Linked DNA regions of Homo sapiens: region 1 is linked to region 2. A link is a contact called in ENCODE Hi-C or POLR2A ChIA-PET data. All regions are on one chromosome and are shown on one strand. Each heading gives the region's core, a stretch centred on a gene start or an enhancer-like site at or near the end of the contact. The rest is flanking DNA. Distances are from core to core; before and after follow the strand shown. Region 1 holds the start of LOC100996664 (a long non-coding RNA gene). Region 2 has its middle 180 kb from the start of RAD51B-AS1.

Region 1 (6,117 bases), core at 3,440-5,939, 120 kb before region 2:
GTTTTGGGGTTCTTATTTTGCAAACCCCCTGGAGACAATGCAAAAACTCCTCCTCTGCAGCAGCAGGTAAACACCTGAGCTGGGAAGGAAAGCTACCTGGTAGTCCCAATGAATGCCAGCAAGACAAGGGCAGGGAAGAGGCGGGGCAGCTTCTCTGTCAGCTGAAGGCTTACTTTTGTTTGAACAATGTCCCAACCTCAGGAGGGAGGGACAAAACCAAGAATGGTGTGATTTCCCCTGGGGGCCACTGCTAAAATGAAGTTGGGCATCGTGTGGGGCTGGAAGCTGTGGCTGCAGGAAGCCAGGGGTGATGGCCTTCCTGCAGCCGTCTCTCGAGCCCCGAACTTGCGGGAAGAAAGGACTGCCCCCTTCCAACCCGTTCGGGTTGGTTTGCGCTGGAACGCCACGCTTTTCAAAGTGTCTGAGTGATAGGTACTTTCTAAATATGTACAGCGATGGCCTGATAAGCAACTAAGCGTCTGGCTTCGCGGGTTCATGCCCGAGGCTGTGCGGTCGGGGGAGGCTGGGGGCTCAGCCGAAACCTCAGCTCCTCCTTACAGGCCTGGTTTGGAAACGGGCTGTACACTGCTGGGGGCCCCACTTTCCAATGTTTACTTCTGAGATTGGAAGAAGAAGACAAGAAACACCTCCTCACCCCCTACCCTCTGCCTCCACGCCCGCGACTCAGCCCAGGTGACCCAAACGGCAGAGTCAACTTGGCGCAACCGGAGCGTCCCCATCGCGCCGGCCACCCCCAGCCCCCTTCGCCCCTCGCTTGGCCCCACAATGCGCCGTTGTGCCGCGCCTGCCGTCAGGCCGGGGATTTGGAGCAGGGATGGGGGGAATATTCGTCAGATATTTAAAACAGAGCCGAGAGAACAAAGCAGGCCTTTGTGCAGCAGGGCGGCCCGGGAGCTGGGAGCCGCCGGCCCCCAAGCACTGTGCTGGGCCAGGAGAGTGCGCATGCGCGCGGCGACCTGTGCGCTCGGGTTCTGTGCCGGCTTTTACCCCAGGTAAGCGGGGCGCTGCGTTAACCCCTTCCCATCCCGCGCCCCGGGGCGGCCCGAGGCAGAAGCTGGCTCTAGTCTGCTGGCTGCTGCATGTTTAGCCGAAAAAAGAAATAGTCATCTTCCATGTTTCTATAGGACACACAGCTCAAGATAAAATGATACACCACTTGAGAACCCAAATTTTCAATGACTGGAAAGACTGGGACACTTGGGTCATGTAAAAACCAAGACATTTGGAAGATGCGCCATCTTCGGATGCTAGAAGATGGAAACTTTTGATAGGCGTGGGCTTCTTCCGCCTTGTTTATGCTGGGTGAACGGCTCTTTCATTTTTCTGTTCACTGTCACTTGGAATTTGGAAGACATACTGGTTGTCGTCAAGGGCCTGGCTTTTGTTTTGGGTTGTGGGCTGACTGGATGGTGTTTATTTAAAAAAAAATAACTGAATAGCTAAATACAAGTGAAGTGTGCATGGTACAAAGATGACATTGTGTCATGAACCAAGAAATGTATAATTAATGAAATTTTATGCAGAAGAAAGAAAGAAGAGGAAATTAGTAGCTATTTAAATACATTGTGTTGTTGGGGAAGGAGATAAGGTTTCTGAAGTAGGGTAGACTAGGAGTGAGTTGGGGGGAGGTGGCATGTGCAAAGTACCCCAGTTCTGCTTTATATGGACAGTGATTGCACCCCATAGGTAATGGGGACTGGCAGACAGAGGCTGTGGGAAGCCAACGGCAGGCTTAGAAGTGAGTTATTGTGCTTGAATTATTCAGATGGGTGAGAAAGGCAGTCCCAACCAGATGATTTCACAGCCTTCCAAACGCGGCTCCTGGAGCATGTCCAGTGAGGTTAGATGGATCTCCCCCATCAGACAAGTCAGGGGGAGTGCAAGGACTCAAAGGAGGTCTCGTGACTTGTATGCTAGGAGTCTGCAGTAGCCCACCCTGCTCCAACTGTGGACACACATCTGAGGAATTTATGGCTTTCTTTTTCCTTCATAGCTGAATAACCTGGTGGTCACAAGAAAGCAAAGGGATTTTTATGTGACATCATCTTGGCAAGAAGCTCCCTTACCAACCTTGACCTCCAGGTCTCCATGGCAACTGCTGCTGGGACATCATTGGCACCAGATTGTGTCCCTTAAAGGCCACACTGCAGCAAGGGCAGATAAACAATTTCATGGCAACAGTCACGTAGCAATCTCATTCTTAAATGTGGGCTGGTTAGTTAGGATGATGTAAGTGGTTTTTTCCACTCTCTTCCGCATTCTGACTCCAGAATTCTGGGCCTAGGACATAGTCAAAGAATGTACCTTGGGGTATGAGGTAAGAAAACAGGCTGGGGTGGGACTTGAAGAAGTACCTTCTTCTAGACACAGGGACAGATTCTTTTTCCTTTCCCAGTTGAGAGTTCATTTTCTGTCTCGGTTCAACAAAGGCATGTTATCTTTATATAAAGGAAGCTGTAATAGACAGTCTCCAAGATGGCAGCCTTTAGTTCTTTCCCTCCTCAGATTCATGAGCTGCTTCTCACCTCTTAAATCTGGTCTACCTATAGTGACTTGCTTGACCAACAGAATATGCTAGGAGCAACATTCTGGAACTTCCAAGGCTTGGTTGTAAGAAGCTTTGCAATATCTGCCTGGATCTCTTAGAACCTTCAATATGGGACACTTGCTCTAGAAATCAGCCACCATCCTGTGAGAAGTCCAAGCCACAGAGTGAGGCCAGAAATAGTTGCTGCAGTCAAGAGCCCCAGCTGAGCTCTCAGCCAACATTCAGCATCACTGCCAGCCATGTGAGTGAGTGATGGTGACCTTGGATGTCCAGCTCAGTAGAACCTTCAGATGATTTCAGCCCTAGCCGTTCCAACTGCAAGACATCCTGAGTGAGCTGAGCCCAGTCAACAGAGATGTGAGAGATAAAAATGCATTGTTTTGAGACACTAAGTTTTAGAGTGTCTGTTGTGTAGCAGTAGGTAGTTCAAGAGGAATGAAATGCTAGATGGGGTATGGAAGATAGGAGAGGACCTCCTGATAGCTCAGCTACTTTGAAAGGCTTTATTTATCAGGATTTTTTGCCCCTGCATCCCACCAACACCATCCCTGCTTTCTGAGCTGTGCCTGGCACACTGCACCACACAAACCTTGCACTGCTCACTAACTGTGCCATGTATATAAGCCTCCTCAGCCCGATGGTGGACACCTTGAAGATAGGGACCTATATGATTTGATTCCTACCCTCCTTAGCACTGACAGATTTGTCAAGCTGTTCCAGTGGATAAATACGGGGGATAACTGCTGGAACAGCATCTTGAGGTGTTTATATGGCTTGGCTTCTGATCTTTGACATTTGATAACTGATGAACATGCTATTTGGGCCCACCCAGGAGCCAGCCACACCATGGGGGAGTCTGAACCTCACCCACACTGTGGCCACTCAGGGGAAGGAGACCAGGGCCAAGAACGCAGTTGCTAACCTCCTGCTTAGATTTGCTTCTTGCGGGGCAGCCCTGGAAACCCAAAGAAGAGCTAAAACTGTGTGGATGAGAGAAAACCTTCAGAACCCATTCATAGAGATACCAGGAGCAGCTGAGAACCCATTGTAGGAAGGACACATGTTCAAGACCTCCCCCATCTGCCCATCTAGGGACATGGATGTTTAACATGCTAGGGTCAGAAGTGGGAACATAGGTCAGCTTGAGTAGAACCTGGTGCCTGTGCAGGAACCCTGCCTTCTGTGGGCCCAGCTACTCGGGAGGCCAAAGAGGGAGGATGGCTTGGGTCTGGGAGGTCGAGGCTGCAGTGAGCTATGTTTGCACCACTGCACTACAGCCTGGGCAACAGAGTGAGACCCTGTTTCATAAAAAATAAATAAAAATAGAAAGCCTGGCGAGCCCAGTGTCTACTCAGAGCTTAGGAGAGAGGGAGGAGAAAAGCAGGATGAGGGCAGCTTGGGAGGCGGTCCTTCATTCTGCCAATAAACATTATTTTGTGAATCAGGCCTGGCTTGAGGCACAGCGTATGCAGAAAAGTTCAAGGGAGACAGAGTCCCTGCTCTCAGGTAAAATGCCTGGAGGAGTTGTAGCTCCGATACACATCTCACGACATGGGCAGAGCTTGGCTGACCATGGGTGTAGGGGAGCTATGGCCTTCCCTCCTCATTATATCCCAGTCTTCCAACTTTGTGAAAGACCTGGAATTCCCATGCTATAAGGTGGTATGAGTGTGGGCACTAGGGCTGGGACTAGTCCAGGTCCCAGCTCCACCACTTATTGGCTGTGTGACCTCGTGCAAGCTACTTAAACTCTCTGAACCTTTAGCATCTTATCAGTAAAAATAAGAACAGTAACAGTTCTTCATCTCAGGGTTGTCTGAGGATTTCATAAGATCCTCCTGGCAAAGTGACCCCTTAGCTCCATGTGTGGCACCTGCAGGCGCTTCGGAACCACCGGCTCCTATCCTATGTACTCCCACGAGGCATGGGAGGGCTCTGGATATGAAATTATCTGCAAGGTCCAAGTAACTTTTGCTTAGAAAAAACAAAAGGGATGATGAGGGAAGAAGTCTCACTTAGGAACGAAATTGCCTGGGGCCCTGTTTCCTGAGAGGATCGCGCAGGAGTCATATGACATTGGTCTGACTTTCCTGAACTGCCCACGCATGCGCTGAGTTTCAACAGCACCGAGAACCTAGGCTTCTCTTCCTGAAACTTAGGAGAAGCTTGGGCTTCCCTCTGGCCAGTCCAGAGGTGGTTCCCAGGTAATTGCCTGGTCCAAGAGCCACAGAGGATTTGGAATTATGAGGGTAGGGAACTGCGGTTAGGGGGATCCCAGAGTCTCAGGAAGCATTTCAGTTCCATCCCTTGACCCCACTTCATGCTCTGGCATATCGAGGGCCCGGAAGTGCTAGGAGAGCTGTGATTGGCAGGCCTCACTCCCTGCCCACCTTCCCTCTTAGCTTCCCCAGAACCATAGCCCCCTTTAGACTGGGCATATGGGCAGATAACAAAGGATATCATGCTGGGGACGTATTTCTGAGAGGGGGTGACTGCCCTTGCCCCTAAGTATGAGTTGCCTTTTCCAAATATCCCCACAATGTAAAGTGATCGGCAAAGGGGACCACAGCCCTTGGTTCTACACCCATCAAACATGTGCTGAAATCAGATTCTTTTCTAAGCAACACATCCATATTATGCCACCATTCAGACGAAACCAAGAGCTAATCATCCTGAGTATGAGATGTGTTCTCTGGTGAGATGCCTGGACCTCCACAGGGGAGGTTGTTCTCTTGAGAAAATGCCGACTTCCCCTCGTCTTTCAGAGGCCCCCTTCCTGACCAAAAGGCTCAAGGTAAGCAAAGCTAGAGCCCAGTGTTTGGGCTACATTCCAGACTCCTGGTGTTTCCAACCCAGAGGGGTTATACTCACTGCAAATCTTTACTCTCCCTAAAAGCAGTTTAACAGAAAGAAGACATTTGATCTTTCCCTAGTACATCTCAGTAGTTTGATTTTCACTGTCATGTGAATTCAAGACATAGAAAAATAAAACACAAAGCCTTACCGGCCCTACTGGTTTATCCATCATATTCTATTACCTTCTAAGAAGTCTGCCTTATTAGCATATCTGATCACTTGAGGAACACCTGGCTAGAATGTTTAGGTGGTAGCAAGGGAATGATTGGCTTATTTTCCTCCCCAGATGTCACTCTTTGGGCTCTCCACCCAGGGTCACTACTAGCCCATATGGCACCTATGTACAAGTTAGAAAAGGCACCCCTTCCTCTTTGTGGATACAGCCATGCCAGGGCACAGCTTGGCAGGATGAGTGCAGGCTGAATTTCAGCCCCCATCTGCCTTCTATGCATGTTGGCCTTTTGCAGTGAACAGCCTGTGAAACTATATGTGGTGGCCTTGCCTATACTCAATGTCACTAGCTCTCATTTCTCTTCTTGGAAAGGTGCGTGTTGGAGAGGGAAGGGAAAGAAGATGCTTGTTGCTGTTCATTACGGACAGGTTCCCCAAGAGTGACACCGTACTGTGGGTATGTTTTGAGTTCTGGGAGAGTTTCAGGGCATTTTATAGCTGGGCCAACTTTCCCTGGGACT
Region 2 (5,486 bases), core at 372-2,871:
CAGGGTGCCACGCTGGCTTGCGTAGAATGTTGACTCTGCAACGGTCTCTAGCTAACAGGAGCTGAAAGTTCCTACAAAGGATAGCGAGTGGCCTGTACCTCACTGTCTCTATTTCCATTGCTGTCCCCAGGTCCCCGTTCCTTGGTAAGCTTCTCCTTGAACTTTAGGCAGCACCTCAAAGCAGTTTCAGAATTCACTGAGGAGCCATGGGTCCCAGTCTTTAGAGTCCTGCTATTGTTCAGAGGTCTCCAAGTGACTAGATGTTGTGAATTGCCAGAGGGTGGCAGAGGACTCCAACCAAGCAGGGACCAAGTATAAAGCAAACTTCCATCACCATCAACAACTGGAGCCCTGCACTGGACCAGAACAGAGCCTGGGAAATGACCCCATCAGCATCTTTGGGTCCCCTCATCATGGAGACTCCCCTCAGAAATAGTCTTCAGCAGGGTTAAACCCTTGGCCAGATGGAGAAATAGCACGACACCTCTGGCTTCTGCTTCCCAGGGAGCGTGTAGTGGATCCCCTGGCACCCTCTGCTTCCGACGGTACAAAGGTTGTGGGTGTAAACCTCAAAGCTCTGTTTTGTCTAGACTTGGTTTCCGGGTGGGTTCAGGCTCTCTGCTCCATGGAACCCAACAGCCAGGAGATTTGTGCCACTGCTTCCTTGAGTCTAGACTGGCGGAGGAGCAGGGGCTCATGACTATAACATGAACGTGAACCGTGGATCAAAGTGGGTGTTCAAGACAGCTGATTGGACAAGGTCCTGAGCTATGCTGAGGAGTGATGCTGGCACTTTGGTAATGCAGTGGAATGGAATATTCCATGGTTAATTAGCAGTCACTGAGTGTCTATTGTGAGCTGGTCACCATCTGGATGAACAAACTGGCAAGTAGACTCTGAGGAGGTCACGTGCCCAGGAGTTTGTTTAGAGAGTGCAGTTTCTTCTCATATTGAGGTGTGCAGAATGTTCGCTTACAGGTGTGTGATCATGGGGTTGGGTCAAACTCCTCAACTTTCCTATGGAATGCCAGTCCTAGGACCCTCTGCAATCTGAAGCCCTCACACAAAGAACAGAGTATTTATGTCAAACTCTACCCTTCTGTGCTACCAAACAAAGCTGAGCCAGAATAAAGCAAAGTGAAAAAGCTCATAAACACTTCCTGGGGCTGGGCTCACAAAGTAAAGCTCAAAGAAGAACAAGCCAGATGCGTTTCAAACCCATAAACACACACGAGGACACCCGAGCTGCCACTGGCCCGAGCAGATTGGGTGCTAAAACAGCACTGGAGCAATGAAGGAGGGGGTCATTCTAAAATTAGAGCTCTACTTTCTCTCCCCTCTGAACATATATGAGTGGAATTATGGATTAATATTGAAAATTGATTTCATGTGTACTTCAAGAGCACCTGTGCGGTGATGCCCACACTCCCTCCCCACCCCCTCCACATACACACTCTCCCTCAACTCACCCCGGAGACCTAGAGCTTTTGCTACCAAGCACATCTTGTGTCCTGTATAAACAAGGGCTGGTAACTAGTACAGGAAATGAACTTCACAAGCATTGAATGTGTACCCACCTGTGGTATGGGGAGTTGCCAGATTTTTTTCTAACTGAGAATGTTCACAGAATCTCGAAACTTTCTTTCAGCTTCCCCCTCTGCACACTTGAGTGTGGGCGCCTACCATGTGTGCACACATACCCAAGCACAAAATTTCCCTCAATTTCCCCCAAGACATATCAACAATGAGATGTGCCCATACATACACGGGCACACAGCCAGCCATTCCCAAACCTTCTCCTTTGTCCCCCCCACCCGCCTTTCAATGTATAAATGAGAGCGCCTAGGTGTGCTGGTGCTGCCCCTCCCTGCCTCGGACACATGCAGAACTTTGCGCCCACTCAGCACGATCCAGCACACAGGAGCTGGGGAGCCAAGGATGTTTATATTCCCACGTGTGCACCGGCGTGCACGCACACATGCACGCGCACGCACAGCCACATTCCAGCTGGCCCCAGTACAGCTGTGACAGGCCTGGGTCTGTTTGCCATTGTTTTCCTTCGCCTCTAACAGGCGTTCATGCAACAGAGAGGAGGTCGTGAGAGGTTTCCACCACGTTTTGTAGCATTTACCCCGAGCCTGAGTGTTGGGGAGGTGGCTTTTGAGAATGAGCTATGGGTGGCAGGGTGGAAAGCAGAGACAAAGGCATTCCTTCCCATTTCCTGCCTGAGCTTCACTCGCTAATGTGCACTGCTCTGGATTGTTCAGAGATTTCTTTATGTGTCATCCTGTCTGAAACCTGGCTGGGAGGACGGAGGCTCAGCTAAAGAATTTCTGGAAGTTCTGTCTCAAGGTCCTGCTTTGTCACCTCTTATTACTACAACTGTTCTAGGCCCAGGCTGCCTGGGGGCACACTGTGTCCTGAAAGCCTGAGTGGCAGGCCCCAGCCACATAAGCAAAGACACATTTGGGTAGAAACTGAAGGAGATAAAAATGGACCCCAAGTGGCCACTATCCCTCTAGGGATTTTGGCCCACAAGAAAAGCTGGTATATAAAGAATTCCCCACCTGACCCTCAGCAGCAGTGAATGTTCTAATGATTCCCTCAGCAGTACATATGCAAAGTGGATACTGTCTTTGCACTGACAATAAGATTGGCTAATCTGGCTGGGCGCGGTCGCTCACGCCTGTAATCCCAACACTTTGGGAGGCCGAGGCGGGCGGATTTCCTGAGGTTGGGAGTTCGAGACCAGTCTGGCCAACATGGTGAAACCCCATCTCTATTAAAAATACAAAAAAGTTGGCCAGGCATGGTGGTGCATGCCTGTAATCCCAGCTACTCGGGAGGCTGAGGCAGGGGAATTGCTTGAACCAGAGAGGTAGAGGTTGCAGTGAGCCGAGATCATGCCACTGCCCTCCAGCCTGGGCAACGGAGCGAGACTCCGTCTCAAAAAAAAAAAAAAAAAAAAAAGATTGGCTAATCTACAAGTTCATTTGTTATTTCTAAGAGCCAGATGGGACTTAATGCATCTAAGACACTAACAAACCCAGAGTTCTTACTGTGTGGATCTGGACAGAGCGGGCAGCTGACAGATTTCTCACTGTGCCCCACTGAACTGTGGCAAGGGACTGGCTAGAAATACATGTACTTTGTCTGCAGCCATTGCTTGCAAACTACCCCACTCACCTCTGTGGCAGAGTCCTTTCTTCAAATAAAATCTTACTAGAAAGCCCAGTGTACAAAACTGATCAAAACAGTCTCTCTGGTTACAGGGATGAATTAGCTGTGTGTGTGCGGGCATGGGGTGTCCCCATCTGCTCCTGCTCCATCCTCGTGCTCCCTCCATCTATACTTCAGGGAATCTCCGTGGGGTTCCTTGGATCCCAGGTTGAAAACTGTTATCACAATGCAGGCCCCTTCTTGTAACAATTGTCAAACTTCGTACCCAAGAAAACACGTAATGACAAAGAGCTGCTAGGAATTTAACGGCCTTTCAAATTCGCCTGAGTTTTACATACTATGGATTTCAGCTGCTGCCCATGTTTGGTGTGGCACTAAGAGTTATGGACCCCTTGCTGAAACGCCCTGGCCTCTTGCAGGTCTGCAGTTCACAAATTAGGAATAACTGTACAGAAATTAAGAACAAGAAATGAGACTGGGGTCCCAGATGGAGCCACACCATCAAGTGTGTAGATTGGGCTCCAGTGTCTAGTGAAGAAATTTGTGCTTAAATAGTATTTGGCAATGGAGAGCCATTAAAAAGCCATATGCGATTATTACTATTAATTATTTTTTAAGCCAGGAAATGAATGATTGAAAATGAACTAGCAAAAAAAAAAAAAAAAAAAAAAAAAGAAAGAAAAAAAAAGGATTACTCCTTTGCAATTTAAGTTTCCTTTCCCATCTCTAGCTGTCTGAGCTTCCACATCCCAGTCGCAGAGTCCACTGGGAGAGTTTCCCTCCCAAGCATCATGCATGGGCCCAGCCCAGACACATTTCTCCAGTCTTCATGATCAGAGGCACTGATTGTCTGCTGTGGCATTACCTAAAGTGAGTGGTCCAGCTCAGGCTTCGGCACCCTTGTGACTGAGCAAACTCATTGATGTACACAAATGGAAACCATGCCTAAATTAAAGAATGTGCATATGGGTGAACAAAGAGGGGATTTATATGGTGTGCAGGCCAAAGTGGAGGCCTGATTCCTTGGTTTTGCCCACCTTCTTTCCTAGACCTTCAGATCCCCCTACCCCTAAATATGTCAATGAAGTCCTTGGTTTCAGCTGCGGAGTCAGGAAATACAACTGGAGGTAGCATGGGATGCTGGCCTGGAGAGTCATTGCGCCCCGATCCAGCTCTGTACTCTGCTTGCCTTGGGGAGAATTGCTAAAGCTTCTGGTACCGGAATGTGTCCATGCCTAAAACGAAAGGTACTATTAACGTGCATCTACCGACTTCAGAAGGGGCCGTAGGGATGAAGATGTAATTAAAGCCTGTGAGCACTTCGTGCTTCTTGATGAAAGACAACACCACCACCGTGAAGTTTTATTATCTACCGACTCTGTTTTTAAAATGATTCCAATTCCTTTCTGTTTTTCCTTTTGGGGTCTGCATAAACTTTGTTAGCTATTAATTTCAAAAAAGTCCTCCTTGCACCTCAGAGCAGGATTTTATTTAGCGCCTCAGAGAATTTCTTTCCATACTGCAGACCCTCAAAGGATTCCTCTTGGTCAGGGTGGAAGAGGCCTGCGTGTGTTCAGCTGCTGAGTTCAGTTCAATTTAATAAATATTTATGGAACATCTACTAACATCTTCTTAGCCCTGAAAGGCAGGGCAGGGCTGAAACAAGTAGGAAAGGTTGTGAACTTTGGAGCCAGGCTGCCTGAGGGTTGAATTCCAGCTGACACTTCCATATGGGTCCTTGGAGAGCCTCTCGTCACCTCTCTGAATCTCTGTTTGTCACCTGGAAAATGGAGATAACCCCATTCATCTCCCAGGGTAAGGTAATAAAAAGATAGAAATCTAGTGAGTGGTGGGTAGGCGCTCAGTGAGGCCTTGCCGCCTTCTCTGTAGCATCAGCCTCTGGAGGAGGGGGAAGGGAGATGCCTCCTCCTCAGCTGTTTCTCCTCCCTGAGGCCCTCTGTCTACTCCTAAAGGCTTGTCCATCCATTTTGGAAAGAATGTCAGCCGGTTAAACCAGTGCTTCTGAAATGTTCTCATGTCAATTTCTCCCATGCTCCTGGGCGGCTCATTTCCTCCACACACACCCTCCTCCACCAAAATACCTCCAAGGCCTCCCCATCATTACGCCCTCCACCCTCCCTCCAAATCCATTCCCAAGGAGGAGAGAAGAGCTTTCCTATTCTTTTGAGAGAGCACACAGTGGAAGTGGCTTTGCTTTGTTGTCTCCACTTCAGAAAAGATCAAACTGCAGGCTCCATGAAGTGTCAGTCCTCCAAAGGAGCTTCAGGTCAGAGGGAGGAGGGGTG

The links. A loop is a pair of places that touch in the nucleus more often than their neighbours do. ChIA-PET counts read pairs that join two places held with the same protein, here RNA polymerase II (POLR2A). Pooled maps may share reads with other maps.
Region 1: a loop to region 2 is called in a map of CD4-positive, alpha-beta memory T cell, with 3 times the contacts of the local background. The contact joins two enhancer-like sites. A Hi-C loop is called at or near these places in 2 of 168 maps with a recorded cell type or tissue (CD4-positive, alpha-beta memory T cell and naive thymus-derived CD4-positive, alpha-beta T cell) and 4 of 50 pooled maps. POLR2A ChIA-PET finds 5 or more read pairs at or near these places in 6 of 52 experiments (CD4-positive, alpha-beta T cell, CD4-positive, alpha-beta memory T cell, WTC11 and 3 more).

What each region holds. Positions count from the first base shown.
Region 1 is chr14:68,623,248-68,629,364 of GRCh38, reverse strand. LOC100996664 (a long non-coding RNA gene) reads left to right here and starts at 578. Exons shown (of 2, transcript NR_135816.1): 1 at 578-1,013; 2 at 2,015-3,838. It also overlaps a transcript of RAD51B not described here. RefSeq lists a silencer at 870-919. Within about 2 kb of position 4,689, at least 3 of the 41 ENCODE cell types and tissues checked have a DNase peak (open chromatin) inside an H3K27ac peak, as active enhancers do.
Region 2 is chr14:68,503,031-68,508,516 of GRCh38, reverse strand. It overlaps a transcript of RAD51B not described here. Among named protein-coding and RNA genes, the nearest start is that of RAD51B-AS1, 180 kb to the left of the region's middle. RefSeq lists enhancers at 1,428-1,991, 1,992-2,555, 2,528-2,587, 2,556-3,119. Within about 2 kb of position 1,621, at least 20 of the 41 ENCODE cell types and tissues checked have a DNase peak (open chromatin) inside an H3K27ac peak, as active enhancers do.